Linked DNA regions of Homo sapiens: region 1 is linked to region 2. A link is an interaction called in ENCODE POLR2A ChIA-PET data of the cell type or tissue named here. Cell type or tissue: Panc1. All regions are shown on one strand.

Region 1 (8,000 bases), 120 kb before region 2:
ATCCAGGTTTGTCTCGAACTCCTGGCCTCAAGTGATCCTCACATGTTGGCCTTCCAGAGTACTTGGATTAGAGGCGTGAGCCACTATTCTCAGCTTTCATTTCTTAAATACAAAATCTCCTTGACTTTCTGTGAGGTTGCCTGCTGGTAACCCCATGCTAAAGTGAAAAAATCCTGCATTGAGCCATAATAAGTTAGAGACTGTATTTGGCTCTAGATGGCTGATTTTGGTCTTTTCCCCCACAAGCCAGAAGTGAGCCTGAGGGGTTGAGGGACTTGCTGCCTGTGCCTCTGAAACCTCCCTTGGGGATTGTCAGGGTACGAGTCTAGGTTTGCAGCACTGGGATGCGAGCCTTCGGTAAAGTTAGACGAGCCACGCCTGCAGTTCCAGCCTGGGGAGACCGAGGCAGGAGGCTCAGTTGAGCCCAGGAGCCGGAGGCCAGCCTGGGCAGCATAGCAAGCCTCTATCTCTACAAAAAACACACAGATGTGGTGGGTGTGGTGGCACAGCTACTCGGGAAGCTGAGGCAGGAGGCTTCACTGAGCTGTGATTGCGCCATTGTGCTCCAGCCTGAGGAAGAGAACAAGACTCTTGTTAAAAAAGTTTCATCCACATTTTCTTTTGGGAATTAATAGTATACATACATGGGGCTGGATGCAGTGGCTCACACCTGTAATCCCAATACTGGGAGACCGAGGCAGGTGGATCACCCGAGTTGAGTTTGAGACCAACCTGGCCAACAGGGTAAAACCCTGTCTCTACTAAAAGTACAAAACGCTAGGCATGGTGGCACATGCCTGTAATCCCAGCACTTTGGGAGGCCGAGGTGGGCGGATCACCCAAGGTCGAGAGTTTGGGAGCAGCCTGACCAAAATGGAGAAACCCCCGTCTCTACTAAAAATAAAAAATTAGCCGGCCATCGTGGTGCATGCCTGATCCTAGCTACTCATGAGGCTGAGGCAGGAGAATCACTTGAACCTGGGAGATGGAGGTTGCCGTGAGCCGAAGTTGCACCATTGCACTCCAGCCTGGGCAACCAGAATGAAACTGTCTCCAAAAATAAAATACAAAAAGTAGCTGGGTGTGGTGGCGTGTGCCTGTAATCCCAGCTGCTCAGGTGGCTGAGGCGGGAGGGTCACTTGAACCCAGGAGGCAGAGGCTGCAGCGAGCTGAGATTGTGCTGTTGGACTCCAGCCAGGGTAGTAATAATAGTAGTAGTGTATATACCTGGACCAGGGACGGGGATCTAAGCTCCCCTGACCTTTGTAGACAAATGGGAACTCTACTGTGTAGGTTCTTTCCTTGGGTGGACTGACCGTTTTATCAAGAATTGTTTTTATTGAGATAAAATGTACAAATCATGCACTTCCCTGAGTCGCGTGTCCAGTTCTGTGGGTTTCAGGACATTCATGGAGTTGCAGCCGTCACCACAATTGGTTTTGAGACGCTTTTCGTCTCCCAAGGCCGTTTGCTGCTGCCCATTCTCCTCCCAGTGCCTGTAGCAGCTTCCCGTGCTACAGGTCCGCCCGTTCCACACCGTCCAGTTTAGCTGCTTCCCGTGCTACAGGTCTGCTCATTCCACACTGTCCAGTTCATATGCAGCCTTTTGTTCTTTCGCTGAGCATGCGTGGAACTATTTCTAAGTCCCAGGTTTCTTTGCCATGACTTTTCCTCGCTCAGCCTCAGTGGCACGTGGAGTAGAGCAGCTTTGCGCTGGGTGTCCTGCCGAGGGGCTTGAGCCTGGCTCCCAGGGTCACGTGCAGAGGCTTCTCTATTTTTTTTCATTTTACACTGAAGCCACTTTCCATAGTTGAGCTTTCTTGCAGGATTTTTTCATTTTTGATTGAAAGGAGTCTGGTTAAGCCATCCCAAGCTTGCTTGGAGTGCCTTTGGGGAGAAGACAAGTGACTTCTGTTTCTAAGTTAGTGAATGGCCAGTCTGACCTAGTGAAGTGTCACTCAGCCCAGTGAGGGGGTCCAGGCAACAGCCGCTGGCCCAGAGGGTAGAGGAGGAGGGAGAGGCCGTTGTGAAAGGAGGGCTGGGGTGGCAGACACCGGCCTGGACAGTTCCCCCGCTCCAGGGAAGCCCATTCAGCCACATGAGAAGGTGTGTGGGAGTCTCACAGGATCCTACAGAAAGTTCATCCTGTGTACATGTAAGTTAGTGAAGGTTTACCAGCTTTTTGTGTTATGAACTGCAAAACCACTTGTCTTCAAAAGCAAGTAAACGTGTAGCTCTAAATGTTAATGTGACTGTTGTCCTGTGAAACGCAAGTGCATCTGACACTTTCCTGGGTCTCGTCTGGCCGTGCAGCTGGAGACCAAGCCTGTGTCTGGCATATACTGTTTGTACCTCTCTTGTGGATTTTTTTCTAATTACCTAATTTTTTCTAATGACGTTTGGGGTTTGGATTATTATTATTATTTGGTTTTGAGACAGGGCGTCTCTCTGTCGTGTGGGCTGCAATGCAGTGGTGCTGTCACAGCTCACTGCAGCCTGGGCATCCCAGACTCAGGTGGGTGATCCTGCCACGTCACCCTCCCCAGTAGCTGGGACCAGAGGCCTATGCCATGCCCAGCTTTTTTTTTTTTTTTTAATTGAGACAGAGTCTCACTCTGTTGCCCAGGCTGGAGTGCAATGGCACGATCTTGGCTCACTGCAACCTCCGACCCTGGGTTCAAGCGATTTTCCTGCCTCAGCCTCCCGAGTAGCTGGGATTTCAGGCATGTGCCACCACGCCTGGCTAATTTTTGTACTTTTAGTAGAGATGGGGTTTCACCATGTTGGCCAGGCTGGTCCTGACCTCATGTGATGAGCCCGCCTTGGCCTCCCAAAGCTCTGGGATTATAGGGGTTGCCACTGCACCTGGCCTGTGTTTTAAATTGCACATTTGTTCATGTCCGTCCTCTGAATTCATTGTCTTTTAGGTTAACTTCTGTGTGTGGCCACTTCCCTGTGGACATTTCCTTGTCTCAGAGTAAAATGTGGTAGACTTCTTTTTTGAGATGGAGTCTCAGTCTGTCACCCCTGCTGGAGTGCAATGGCGTGATCTCGGCTCACTGCAATCTTTGCCTCCCGGGTTCAAGCGATTCTCCTGCCTCAGCATCCTGAGTAGCTGGGATTACAGGTGCGGCGTACCACCACGCCTGGCTAATTTTGGTATTTTTAGTAGAGATGGGGTTTCACCACGTTGGCCAGACATGTCTCAAAACACCTGACCTCCGGTGAACCACCTGTTTTGGCCTTCCAAAGTTTTGAGATTACAGGTGTGAGCCGCTGTGTCCGGCCCCATATATATATATATGCTAATTCAGATGAATAGTATAGTTCCCAAAAAGGAAATGCTGATATGAAGCTTTATTTATTTATTTATTTATTTACTTTTTTGAGACAGAGTCTTGTTCTGTCGCCCAGGCTGGAGTGCAGTGGTGCAATCTCGGCTCACTGCAACCTCCGCCTCCCAGGTTCAAACGATTCTCCTGCCTCAGCCTCCTGAGTAGCTGGGATTATAGGCATGCACTGCCACACCCGGCTAATTTTTGTATTTTTAGTAGAGACAGGATTTCACTATGTTGGCCAAGCTGGTCTTGAACTGCTGACCTCAAGTGATTCACCCGCCTCGGCCACCCAAAGTCCTGGGATTACAGGTGTGAGCCACTGCGTCCCGCCCAGCAGCTGTGTTTTAAAATAGTTTTGGGAAGGTATTTGTCAAACAAATGAATGTGTTCCTAAGCCAGACGCCGATTCCCAGAGAAACTCTGATCGTGGGTTTTAGAAAATCATTCATGCCTAAAATGTAAATTACGGCCTTAAGATATTTCAGGTAAGGCCAGAGATACTGGCCTGCTCTTCTCATCTGAGATGACAGAGGTAGAACGGAGCTGACTGGCTGAGGTAGTTGCTGGTGGTCATTTGAGGGTCTGGACAGAATGCAGCTGTGCTGACTGTGCCTTCGTCTTCAAGAGGTAGCCCAGGGTCAGGGCCCACAAGCCTGTGAGTTTTCACCTAGTCTGCAGCAGGTGAGATGCTTTTGCAAAGTAGTTTCACGGTGCCTGCAGTCGCAAGGCCATGGTGGACCCCCCCAGAGCTGGCCTGAGCCTTGTGTGGCTCTGTGTTGAGGCCACGGTTACAGTTGGGTGCCCAGCAGCTCCAGAGATGGCCATGAGACCTTTTCGAGGGGTTCCTGAGTTCTGTTTGTGCAGCCTCTGTGCTTTGCCAAAAAAGCATTCGCTATCAAAATGAAATTTTTTTTTTTTTGAGACAAGAGTTTTGCTCTTTTTGCCCAGGCTGGAGTGCAATGGCGTGGTCTTGGCTCACTGCAAGCTCCACTTCCTGGGTTCAAGCGATTCTCCTGCCTCAGCCCCCGCAAGTAGCTGGGATTACGGGCGCCCCCCACCACGTCCGGCTAATTTTTTGTATTTTTAGTAGACATGGGTTTCACCTTGTTCAAGTGATTCTCCTGCCTCAGCTTCCCAAGTAGCTGGGACTACAGGCACGCCGCCACCACGCCTGGCTAATTCTTTGTATTTTTAATAGAGATGGAGTTTCACCGTGTTAGCCAGGATGGTCTCCATCTCCTGACCTTGTGATCCACCCGCCTTGGCCTCCCAAAGTGCTGGGATTATAGGCGTGAGCCACCGTGCCTGGCCAAACTTTGTGTATTTTTTGTAGAGATGGGGTTTTGCCATGTTGGCCAGGCTGGTCTCAAACTCCTGGCCTCAAGTGATCCACCCGCATTGGCCTCCCATAGTGCTGGGATTACAGGAGTGAGCCACCATGCCCAGCCTCAAAGTGAATTTATTTTTTCGAGACGGTCTCGCTCTGACTTTGATGCTGGAGTTCAGTGGTAACATCATAGCTCCCTGTAGCCTTATGTCCCTGGGCTCAATCCTCCCACCTCAGCCTCCTGAGTAGCTGGGACTCCAGCCATGAGCCACCCCACCTGGCCTGATTTTTTTATTTTTAGTAGAAATGAGGTTTCGCCCTGTTGCCCAGGCTGGTCTTGGATTCCTGAACTCAAGCAGTCTGCCTGCCTTGGCCTCCCAGAGTGCTGGGATTACAGGTGTCAGCCACTGTGCCCGGCCCAGATGTATTTCTTGATACGTTGACATGGAAGTGGTAGCTGGCAAGCTTGTGGCATAGTGTGGTGAGTGGATCCCAGTCCATCCCGGGAGCCCAGAGCATCGTGCTGTGCACAGCCGTGTCGGTGTCACCTGCTCTTCTCACCGTGCCCTTCTGAGTACGGAGCTGCCGTCCACGCTTGTGGCACACTCGGCTGTTCTTGTCACCCACATGCACGACACTCCCTCCAGACATGCCTGCCACAGCCGCCACCTGGCCCCTGCAGCACTGGTTCCTCCTTTCTTGGCCGAGGTGCCACTGCCCAGGCTGTTGGCATCTGGGTCAGAGCCCTGGGCAGTCACTGTGCTGAGCTGCAGCTCTGTCCTCGCTGGAGCGAGGCTCCCAGGAGCTCCACCAGCGCCGCCGAGGCTGTCTCATCCCCGCCATGCACCAGGAGCACAGATACCGGAGCCTCCTGTGTCGGTGCTTTGAGTTTTGCCATGGAAACGGATTGACCCAGCTCTAACCTGACCTTTGAGACCTCTGACCTCCCCTCTGATGTGGGGAGTCTTCTGTGTGTGTGGCAGGGGCATGGCTGTCAGGCTCTGCAGTGTTCCTGTGTGTCCCGTCACTCAGTTACCGGGACAATCTGGCCAATAAGGTGATAGCTGGCCCCCCTCGTGGGTGTGTCTGTCAGGGCAGCAGCACTTAGCATGCTCTGGGATGAGTCATACGTGCAGGGAAGATGGTGTGGCCTTCCGGGGAAGGACCAAGGCTTCCACGGAGCATCAACACCTTCAGGAGACTTGACGTCAAGGAAGTCTCTGCTGCCAGCCACGGTTTGCAAAGGAGAGGCTGAGGGCCAGGAGCTGAGGTGGTCGGGGGTACGTGGGGCTGGCGCCGGCAGCAGGGAACCCAGGATGGTGCTGGGCTGCCCAGGGCTGTTGCTTTCGTGGCTCCAGTGCCTGTGGCCAGCGTGCTGCACCTGACATGGCTTTTTCCCAGGCCGTGGTGGGAGAGTGCGGTCCCTGGTGCCAGCCACACTGGCGTGGCAGTGCCTGTGGGTTCCCTTTCAAGTCCCTGGTGACTCATAGCAGGGTAGTGTGGTCCTGGCCTCTCGGTTCTCCTGTGGGATGGGCAGCTGCGCTCATTCTAACTCCCCGGGATGTTCTGGTCCCACTAAGGCCCCTAGGGAGTGAAAAGAGAAAACCTTGGTAAGGAAAACCGAGCTGTGTTTGGGGCGTTTCCTGGTATGTCCTGGCACCTTGGGGCCCTGGGTGGTTTATCCTGAGAGCAACCACATCAAATGGGTGTGGGTGGTCAGCGAGGGCTCGTGGGGACCCCCAAATGGGCCGGATCCGCCTCATGCTCAGCTTCGTGGGGACCCCCGAGTGGTCCGGATCCGCCTCATGCTCAGCTTCGTGGGGACCCCCGAGTGGTCCGGATCCGTCTCGTGCTCAGCTTCGTGGGGGCCCCCGAGTGGTCCGGGTCCGCCTCATGCTCAGCTTCGTGGGGACCCCTTAGTGGTCCGGATCCGCCTCGTGCTCAGCTTCGTGGGGACCCCTTAGTGGTCCGGATCCGCCTCGTGCTCAGCTTCACTTTTTGCTGATGGTGAATCTCACAACCGCTCCACTCCCTGGAGCTGCACTTCCTCCTCGTTTCTCTTTAGAGGCCCTGGCCACTGACACGTGGTCTCCGTGGCCACCTGACGTCCCCCGGACCTGCTGAGTTCTCACCACTGACGTAGTCTGGTGGTCCCCAGGAGGATCCCTGCTTGAGACAGTCCATAGTGACCACTGGCCTCCTCTGGATGAGGTCTTTATCCTCCGTTTTTTTCAGTAGACAGTTCAGCTGCATTGTCAAGAGAATGTCACACTGGTGACATCCTTCAGATGCGGCCTGCTCCAGTTCGTCTGTCAGCCTGGGTGCCTTTTTTTTTTTTTTTTTGAGACGGAGTCTCGCTCTGCCACCCAGGCTGGAGGTGCAGTGGCGTGGTCTCGGCTCACCGCAAGCTCTGCCTCCCGGGTTCACACCATTCTCCTGCCTTGGCCTCCCGAGTAGCTGGGACTACAGGCGCCTGCCACCATGCCCGGCTAATTTTTTTTTTTTTTTTTTTTTTGTATTTTTAGTAGAGACAGGGTTTCACCGTGTTAGCCAGGATGGTCTCGATCTCCTGACCTTATGATCTGCTGGCCTCAGCCTCCCAAAGTGCTGGGATTACAGGCATGAGCCGCTGCGCCTGGCCACGCCCACCTAGTTTTTTGTACTTTTACTAGAGACGGGTTTCACCATGTTAGCAAGGATGATCTCGATTTCCTAACCTCGTGATCTGCCTGCCTCAGCCTTAAAAGGTTGTATTCCGAAGCTGAATTTCCTGGCAAAACAACTACTGTATTATTATTTTTTTAAATAACTAAATAACTGGAATGTCCTGGGGTGGAGATAAGAAGTCCCTTATGTTCTGTCTGCTGAGGGGGCACAGAGGGGCCGAGCCGGAGACCCTTCTCGGCTGGCAGCAGTGCTGAGGGTGAGGCTGCGGTTACAGATCCAGGGTTTCTGTCCAAGTGAAGCCGGACACCATGGGGCCACAGTGCAGAGACCGGCTTTCCTCCAAGTGGAATGTTTCGGGTTTAGTCTGGTTTTGTGTTGCAGAATAATTCACAATTTAAGACCTTTTTCTTGAAAACTTTAAAAAGTAATTTTTTTTTTTTTTTTTTTTTGAGACAGTCTCATTCTGTCGCCCAGGCTGGAGTGCAATGGCGCAATCTCGGCTCACTGCAACCTCCGCCTCGTGGGTTCAATAGTTTCTCCTGCTTCAGCCTCCCAAGTAGCTGGGATTACAGGCATTAGCTACCATTTCTGGCTAATTTTTGTAGTTTTAGTAGAGATGGGGTTTTGCCATATTGGCCAGGCTGGTCTCAAACTCCTGACCTCAAGTG
Region 2 (8,000 bases):
CAGCGGCTGACAGCTCCAGGAAGTTGCCTCGGCCGGTGCTGACAATGAACACGGTGACGCCCAGGTCCTTGAGCTCCTGCATGGGGGGGCCCACAGGGTCGCTGGAGCCGCCATCTGTCACCCACACCAGCACTTTGGGCACCCCTGGCCGGGCACCTGATGCTTCAGCAAACAGCTGTTCCTTGGCATAGACCAGCGCCAGGCCAGTGTGGGTGTCACCCATGCGCTGGGCAGAAGCACGCACCGCATCCTGGGCAGCCTCACCCGAGCTGTGCTGGCCGAAGGGGAACTCGGTGTATGGCCGACTGCCCACGTGCACCAGACTGGCACGCAGGGCCCCGGTGCCCAGGGGCAGTGGAGCCACCAGCTGCCCCACAAACTCCCGAACCCGGGAGAACTCGTAGTGAGAGACGCTGGCTGAGCTGTCCAGCAGGAACATCAGGTCCCCTCGGGGGGCTGATGCTGGTGGACCTGGGGGAAAGGAGGAATGCTCAGCCTCAGGTGTGGGCCCCCCAGACAGCCCCACAGCAAGGCAGGGTCCCCCAGGGCCCCAGCTTTCCTTAAGTGGATGCTTGCCTTCTCCCAAAGGTCCTAGGTTGGGGGAAAGAGGAACTCTAAGCAAGAGGCCTGTACTTTTGGGGGTTTCACTGCACACTGGCCATGGGATCTAGGGCTCTCTCTGGGCTTGTGTTATCCCATCTGTGAGAGGGCGACTCTCCGCTCCAAGCCCCCACACCTTCCCATTCCTCACAGACCCTGCAAGCAGGTGGAGCCAAGAGTCCTGGCCTAGGCCCCCAGGACAGGCCTGAGCCGTGGGGCTGTTCCCTCCAGGCATGGCTTTCAGAGGAGCAGCCTGAGGCTGGAGTTCAGCCACGCAGCTCAGCCTGCAGGTGAGGCACCCTGGGCATGCACACAGCAGCAGGGGAAGGTGTCGGAGGCACAGCAATGACCACGCCGGATGGCCTGGCTGGAGCCCAGACCCCGCTTACTAGATGGTGGCCCCTCCCCTGGCCTCCATCCTCCAGCCCACCTGGACTCACACAACAAGATATAACCCCCAGCAGCCTGAAAGCCGGAACAGCCCCTCGCAGGCTTCCCCCTTCCTCCGGGCACCTCCGGGGTGGAGGCTGATGCCCCCTACACCGCCCCTCCCCACCAAGCCAGGGCACCAGCGTGCCTCAATTCTAGTCCCGGCCTTGCGGTTTTCCCCAGTGCGGTGGGGCGACTCCAACTTCCCTACCATCCCTCCACTAAGGGCCCTCGCAAGGGTAGGGAAACTGAGGCAGGGGTGCCCCCTTGACAGACATCTCCCTCTTCCTGTCCAGGCCCGCGATCCCGCAGAGATGCGGGCCGGGACGGCCCCTATGCCCCGGCGCTCACGGACGGTGTCGCCTGGAGCACCTGGGCCGCCAGCCTCAGGTGAGCAGGACGCTCCGCCCGCGCCCCCGCCCGGCTCCCGCAGCCTCCCAGCCCGCCCGCCCGTCCGGAGCAGGGGACAGCGACGGCCTTGCGCGGGCAGCGGCGCAGAGCGGTCACCAGAAGCCCCAGCCCCGGCCCGGCCGCCCGCCGCACTCACCGCGCTCCGCGCCGCTCCGCGCCAGCGCCAGCCGCAAGCTCAGGGCCAGGCCGAGCGCCGTCCAGGGGAGCATCGCGCGCGAGGGACGGGGCGCGCTCGGCAACTCGCTCGCTCGCTCGCTCGCTCGGGGCTGCAGGGCGCGTCACCGCGCGGACCAGGCCGGCCCCGCCCCCGGGAGGCCCCTCCCCGAGCGGCCACACCCACGCCGAGGCCACGCCCACGCCCTCCGGCGCGAGCGGAGGGCCACGCGCACAGACCCCGGAGAGGCGCGCACGAGCGGACCCCGACACGCAGGGACACGCAGCACCAGCCGAGATACGACCGAGGCACGCACGCGCAGGCACGCACACACACACACTCCAGTCTCCCTCTCCCGGCCGAGGCTGTGCGGCCCACGCTCTCCACCCCTCTCCGACCCCCAGCCGCGGGAGCCGAGCAGGGAGGTACCAGGCTAGGCCCTCCCCATGCCCACCACTGCCGTGACTCTGGGTGCTGGGGTCCCAGCAGCCAGGCCCAAGAGAACCCCAGGGGCTGGCGGTGGCACCAAAAAAACACGTCCAGACCGTGGTTTCGCCTTGGCCTCCGCGCTGGAGGCGGATAGGTGTCTGGAGTAACAGGACATGTATCCCAGGGACTGACCAGCAGGGATGGGAAGGACCATGGGGTGGAACTTACAAGGACACAGTGGCTTGAAAGGGGACAGAAGACAGGAATTCGAGAGAGACTCGAAGCACCCACGCCACCTGGGCTTCTTGGAGGAAGAGGCATGGGAGTGGGAGATGGTTGGTTGAGGCCCTGTCCAGTGGGACCACACTGGGCCTGTTACCCATATACCCTACCCAGTGAGGGGCCCAGACTCCAGGACCCAGGACACACCCCCAGCAGGACTGGAGGGTCCCACTGGTGAGACAGGAGCTCTTGAGTCTTGGGGTCTTGGTGAGGCCCAGACGAGAGGTGGCTGGTTGCAGGGGGCGTCCTGAGGGACAGTGGCTCCCAGGGCAGATTTCCCCTGCTTGGGTGGGGCTGGGCCAGCAGTGTCCCCTGGACAGGAGAACCCTACCCCGGCCCTCCCTCGGAGTAGCCATGGCCCTCTTCCAGGGCCTCCTCAGCTCAGAGCTGGGAGGTGGGGGACGTGGGGGGGTGTCTGCCAGGATGTCTCCTCCTTCCCCACCCTCTCCTGGAGGATGCGCCGCGGGAGAACGGATGGGGCTCCACAGGCTTCCTTCCTCCCTTTCAGGCAGGTGAGACACCGCGGGGCCGTGCGGACGGCCAGCACTCGACTTTGCCTAAAAAAGGAAGCAGCAGGCTGAGGCTGAGGAGCTGGCGGCAGGAACAAGGGAGAGCTGTGTCCCCGCCGGCGCCCCCCACCCCCCCTGCCGGGGATCTTGGCAGTGGAGGTGCTGGCTGCGCTCCACAGACCTCAGACCTCGGCTGGGACCAGAAATGCCTGGTGCTTCCGCCTGGGCCCGGTGGGGGGACTTTGGGTCCCCAGAGTGCAAGCTGTACCACTTCGAGGGGCCTCGCCAGGCCCCCCAGCCCCCAGTACACAGGGGCTGCCGTGGAGATGACGCTGAAGGCCGCAGCCGCTGGAGGACCTGGGGTCTGACCGGAAGCTGGCTGCAGACCCTGCGGAGGCACGTCCAGGTAGTCAGGCAGGGAGCTGGGCCGAGGGTCCCCCACCCTGGGGAGGCTCACAGCCAGTGGCCCGCTTGTCCCCCACCCTCGCCCAGCAGGCGGGCCACAGTCACACCTCAGCCAGCCTTGCAGGGCTGACGGGGAAGTTTCCCTCACTTCTGGAAAAAGTGAGCGGGTCTTCTTGGCTGTGACTCAGGCCCTCAAGGAAGCGGCCGCCCTCCTCCCTTCAGCTCGCCATCAGCGGGAGAAGGCACAGGAGGCCTGGCCTCCACCCAGCCTGGGCCGAGCTCAGCCACCTGCCTTGCTCCCGGCTCTGCCTGGAGTCCCTCCAGCTAGGAGACCCTCCCCATCAGCTCTCCCCGTGCCCCTCAGTCTTCAGGACTCATTCTTGTGTCCTGCCCTCCCCCCGCTGTCTCCACCCCGGAGGAGGGACGTGGACAGAGGGTCCCAGAGAGCATGGGGTCAGCCAGAGGTGCAGTGTCAGGGCCCGGGCCGGACTTGAGGCAGACACCGGAGGAAGCACAAATATAACAGCCGGAACCCTCCACTCTCCAGGGAGAAGGGCCCGGGGTAAGAGGCAGAGGCAAGGACGGGTCAGGCCAGATCACAGTGGGTGCTGGCCCCGAGCCCTCTGCCTCCTGCAGGCACAGCCCCTGTCTGATCCTGGTGGCCTGGGGCCCCATGGGGTGGGGAGCAGCCTGGTTTGGCTGCGGCCACCCCGCCCCCACGGTCTGGGCCTGGGCTGTGGGAGTCCCTGTGCCTCACTTCCCGGAGCCAGCCTGCCCTGCCGGTCTGTCTGCAGGCAGGTGGAGAGAGTTCCAGGAAGCTGGGGAGGCTGCTGTCACCCGGGCACCGCCCCTGCCCCCACCCGCCTTTGGGAATGCTCCCTCCTCCGCACAATCCAGGCTTCTGCAGAAGATGAAGGGCCTTTTGTCCCCAGCTGGCTGTGGTCATGTTTGACCCTGGGTAAAAGGGCAACTCCTGAGGCCTCTGACCCCACCCCTGACCCGAGCTGAGGGCAGGACGCCCAGGCCCGCACCCGGCGCCTTTTGTTGCTGTTTTCACGTATCTCACAAACGTACTCAAGCACACACAGGAGCAGATGGACGGGGCGGTGAGGGGCAGCAGTGGTGAGGGGCAGCGGCGGTGAGGGGCAGCGGCGGTGAGGGGCAGCGGTGCGGGCCTGAGGCACTGCTCTGGGGTGTGCCTGAGCCCACCCCACAACAGTAAGTGGGGCAGAGCAGGGGTCACCAAGAGAGCAGGGCCCACGCAGCTCCTAGACTCAACCTGCTCACTGGGGTCAAGGACAGGTCTTGGGGGCCTCGGGGGTCACTTTTCACTTCCCAGGAGCCCAGGCCTGCCCCTCTGGCCCCAGAGCTGACCCCCCTCAGTCCCCCGTGCCAGCAGCAGCTGGGGTGGCGGGTAGACACCTGGCGGGTAGCAGCCTGGGTAGGGGTGGGAGCTGCACCATCTGCGTCTGTCCATCCATCCCTCGTCTGTGTGCTGGGCACAGCCGCGCCCCAGCCTCAGTGCTGGGGACACACAGGCGCCGGGCCAGCACTGCCAGGCTAGGAGGGTGGGCGGTGAACAGCTAGGAAAGATACGGTCTACTTGTTTTCCCTGTGAGAACAGGGGGTCACTGGGGACTCGCACGCAAGGGGTACCCGAGGAAGAGCCTTCCAGGCAGAGAGAAGGAACCGCGAGTGCTGAGAGCAGGGTGGGGTGGGCAGGAGGGGCCTGCGCCAGGACTGCAGGGGCAGAGCAGGCTGGGGGCCTTCGGGAGGGGTGGCCGGGTGGAGGGTGTTGCCGGCCTCGACAGGGGCAGGAGGTTCGTCACAGCGAGGACAGAGCCCGGCCCGGTGGGAGCCGGAGAGCAGCAGGCCTGAATGACCCAGGGTTTCCTAATAGCAGGGCCCCTTCCTTGTGTGGGTCCCCTCACTTTGCCTCTCTGCTGGGACATCCTTCCCTGAAAGGGAGAGGAGGACCACATGCTGCCCCTTCCCCAGACACAGTCCAGACAGGCCCAGGCCACAGCCCTGGGCAGACGCAAAACTCCCAGGGGCCTGGACTGGGATAGGGAGGAGGCAGCAGGGAGGGACTGACCTATGTCCACACACCACAAGGGACTCCCAGAGGCGGGTGGGGCGGAGCTGGGAGCAGGGGCCTTAGCCCTCAGACCAGCCCACTCACCCTGGGGAGTTCCTGCCCCACAGCCTGCCCAGCTTACAGGCCTGGGGGCAGGGGCAGGCCAGCACAGGCCGGAGGGACAGAGGGAGCCACATCTGAGGGGTCCCCCAGCTGCTCACACCGTCTGAGGCTGTGCTTGCCAACAACTCTGCTCCCAGGAAATATTTTGCAAATCAGGAAATGACACCGGGCAAGGTGGGAAGCCCACTGCATCCAGTGGGGTGGGGCCCCTTACTGCCTCCCCTGCTCCGGCATGACGTGTGACAGGGACGCAGATGGGACACACACAGCCACACACACACACTCCGGGCTCCCATTTGGGCAGGGCAGGGGCCTCAGCCACCGGGAAAGAACGCCAAGCAGAGGTCCCCACAGCCACCCTGCAGCTCGGCTGCACCCAAGGAGTTCAGGCCCCTGGGCCAGTGGAGAGCTGTGGTAGAGACTGCAGGAAGAGGGAGGCTGCTCCTGGCCCTCAGGCTGGGGGAAGGGGCTCTGGGGGAAGGGGTGTAGAGGCACCCTCAGGGTGGGGGCGGGCCTGGGGACCCAGGGTCCTGAAGTGGAGGGGTTTCGGTCAGGGACACCATGCTGGGCAAAAGTTGGGAGAGATTCATGGGGTCCAGGTGGGGTCCTGCCCCTGCAGGGGCTAGAAGGGCTGGGCAAAGGCCAACTGTATACCTGGGGCCTTGAGGAGGGGAACCCTGGCTGGGGGCCCCACCTCCCCCTCATTTCATGCCCCCCTCCTGGCTTCCCAGATGGTGGCCGATAAGGGAGCTGCTTAGGATCCATGGAAGGGGCCAGGCAAGAACCCGGGGGAAGAACCCAGGGGCCTCAACGCAGGGCCCGTTCTGTCCTAGGGGGTGGGGCCCCTGCCTTCCAACGTGGGGCCTCTTCTGTCCTGGGGGTGGGGCCCCTGCCTTCCAACGGAGGGCCTCTTCTGTCCTAGGGGGTGAGGGGGTGAGGGGGTGAGGGGGTGGGGCCCCTGCCCCGGCACTCGGGCTCTGGCCTTCCTGAATCGCCCCTTCCTTGCTTCTCTTCCGCCGGCCAGGCCTCTGCTCTCCGGGGCTACGGCCTCCCACAGGCACGTTCCTACATCCCTCTGTGAACCGCCCACAGGCCCCCCCACAGGTGTTCCTCTGTGAGCTGGTCGGGCGGCCGGGGCCGGGGCCGGGCTTCGCTGCTCCGTGCCTTCCACCTCCCTGGCGGTGCGGGGCCTCAGGGTGGGCCTGGGAAGCTGGAAACACCTTTGGAAACAGCCGCCTGAGGCAGCTGTGGACAGAAGACCCTGCCCAGCAGCCAAGGGAGCTGGCCTCTCCGCTCAGCCTCCCCACCCCCACCAGGCCCAGCTGTTGTTTTCACGGCTCCGGGACCAGGCGGATCCTCAGCCAAGAGCTTCCCAGGAGAGCCCTCATCTTCAACCCCTAGTGGCGACCAGAGCCAGCCCGGGCAGGAGGGGAAGGAAGGCGGCCGCGGCCCCGGGGAAGCCATCCTGGCAGCTTGGCCACTGGCCCGGCTCCTGTCTGACCAGGAAAGGCATCAAAGCCGGACTCGGATGGAGGCTGGAAAACCCCGAGACTTCTGCTGGACTCGACCCAGCCACACACCAGGCTGTGCTCAAGGCCACGGAATGAGCCTTGACCCTGGCCCCAGACGGAGCCCAGACCTTGCTGGTCACAGGCTGAGCCCTGCTGGCAATATGATGTACTAGATCCCTTAAAAGGCCTTCCAGCAACAACCAACTTCTGGATGAATTACTATGAGCGTACATTTTTAATAGACTGTTGTGTTTCCAAGAAAGTAAATATCTCCGAGTCTCCCCCAAAATTAAACAGCAAAAATAAATAAGGCCAGGTGGGGTGGCTCATGCCTGTAATCCCAACACTTTAGGAGGCTGAGGCGAGAGGATTGCTTGTGCCTAGGAGTTCGAGACCAGCCTGGGCAACATGATGAGACCCCGTCTCTACAAAAAAATTTAAAATTAGCTGGGTGTGGTGGTGCACTCTAGTCACAGCTACTTGGGAGGCTGAGGCAGGAGGATCACTTGAGCCTGGGAGGGCGAGGCTGCAGAGAGCTAGGAGCTCACCACTGCACTCAGACTGGGCGGCAGAGCAAGACTCTGTCTCTAAGTAAACAAACAGACAGAGTAGTGTGGAGGCCTGGATGATGAAGGGAAGTGGTTGGGAAAGCAGATAACTCCCTGGACACACACAGGGACAGAGAGCCAGCCTGCGGCCAGGGAACAAGTATGTTTCTCTGCCTAGGGGCTGCTTAAACCAGGGGTCTCAAGGGTCACTGAGGGGGCCGAGGGTGGTCTCGCCTGGAAAAGGGGAATAGTCTCTGGAGGGAAGCATCCCCAAGTTGGACCTCAGAATTGTCTCCGATAACAGCTGACAATTAAACAACCAAACGTTCAGAGAAACACCATGCTACTGATGAGAATCGGCAGAAACACCAGTCACAGATTTAGACCCCCAAAGACTAGGACACTGGAATTATTTAGTACAGAATATAAAATAACTATATATGAAATATGTTTAAGAAGTGGAAACTGTAATCTAAAAAGCAAGCATGTATCAAGAGACCATAAAAAAAATCAGACAAATCT

The links. Peaks named below come from ENCODE experiments on the same cell type or tissue, not always from the same donor. Only the 100,000 strongest peaks of a DNase experiment are listed, where the experiment ranks them.
Region 1: POLR2A ChIA-PET joins it to region 2 with 11 read pairs; 5 of 35 experiments call an interaction of 5 or more read pairs at or near these places.

Annotation. Positions count from the first base shown.
Region 1 is chr1:1,552,800-1,560,799 of GRCh38, reverse strand. The region is part of intron 2 of SSU72 (SSU72 homolog, RNA polymerase II CTD phosphatase); the gene reads left to right. Among named protein-coding and RNA genes, the nearest start is that of TMEM240, 16 kb to the right of the region's middle. In Panc1, no CTCF peak of the experiment used is centred here; no DNase peak of the experiment used is centred here.
Region 2 is chr1:1,429,398-1,437,397 of GRCh38, reverse strand. It overlaps TMEM278 (transmembrane protein 278), which reads right to left. Exons shown (of 2, transcript NM_001146685.2): 2 at 7,143-8,000. It overlaps VWA1 (von Willebrand factor A domain containing 1), which reads right to left and starts at 1,708. Exons shown (of 3, transcript NM_022834.5): 1 at 1,577-1,708; 2 at 1-471. The coding sequence starts at 1,649. It overlaps LOC107985729, which reads right to left and starts at 4,165. Exons shown (of 4, transcript XM_017003066.2): 1 at 4,110-4,165; 2 at 3,327-3,435; 3 at 2,996-3,202; 4 at 1,849-2,862. The coding sequence starts at 4,165. The coding sequence ends at 2,248. It overlaps LINC01770 (long intergenic non-protein coding RNA 1770), which reads left to right and starts at 2,825. Exons shown (of 2, transcript NR_125996.1): 1 at 2,825-3,210; 2 at 6,736-7,241. RefSeq lists silencers at 1,591-1,780, 1,539-1,908, 2,655-2,949 and enhancers at 2,735-2,794, 2,054-2,797, 4,286-5,029. In Panc1, a CTCF peak has its summit at 6,760; no DNase peak of the experiment used is centred here; H3K4me3 peaks cover 5,939 bases; H3K27ac peaks cover 7,358 bases.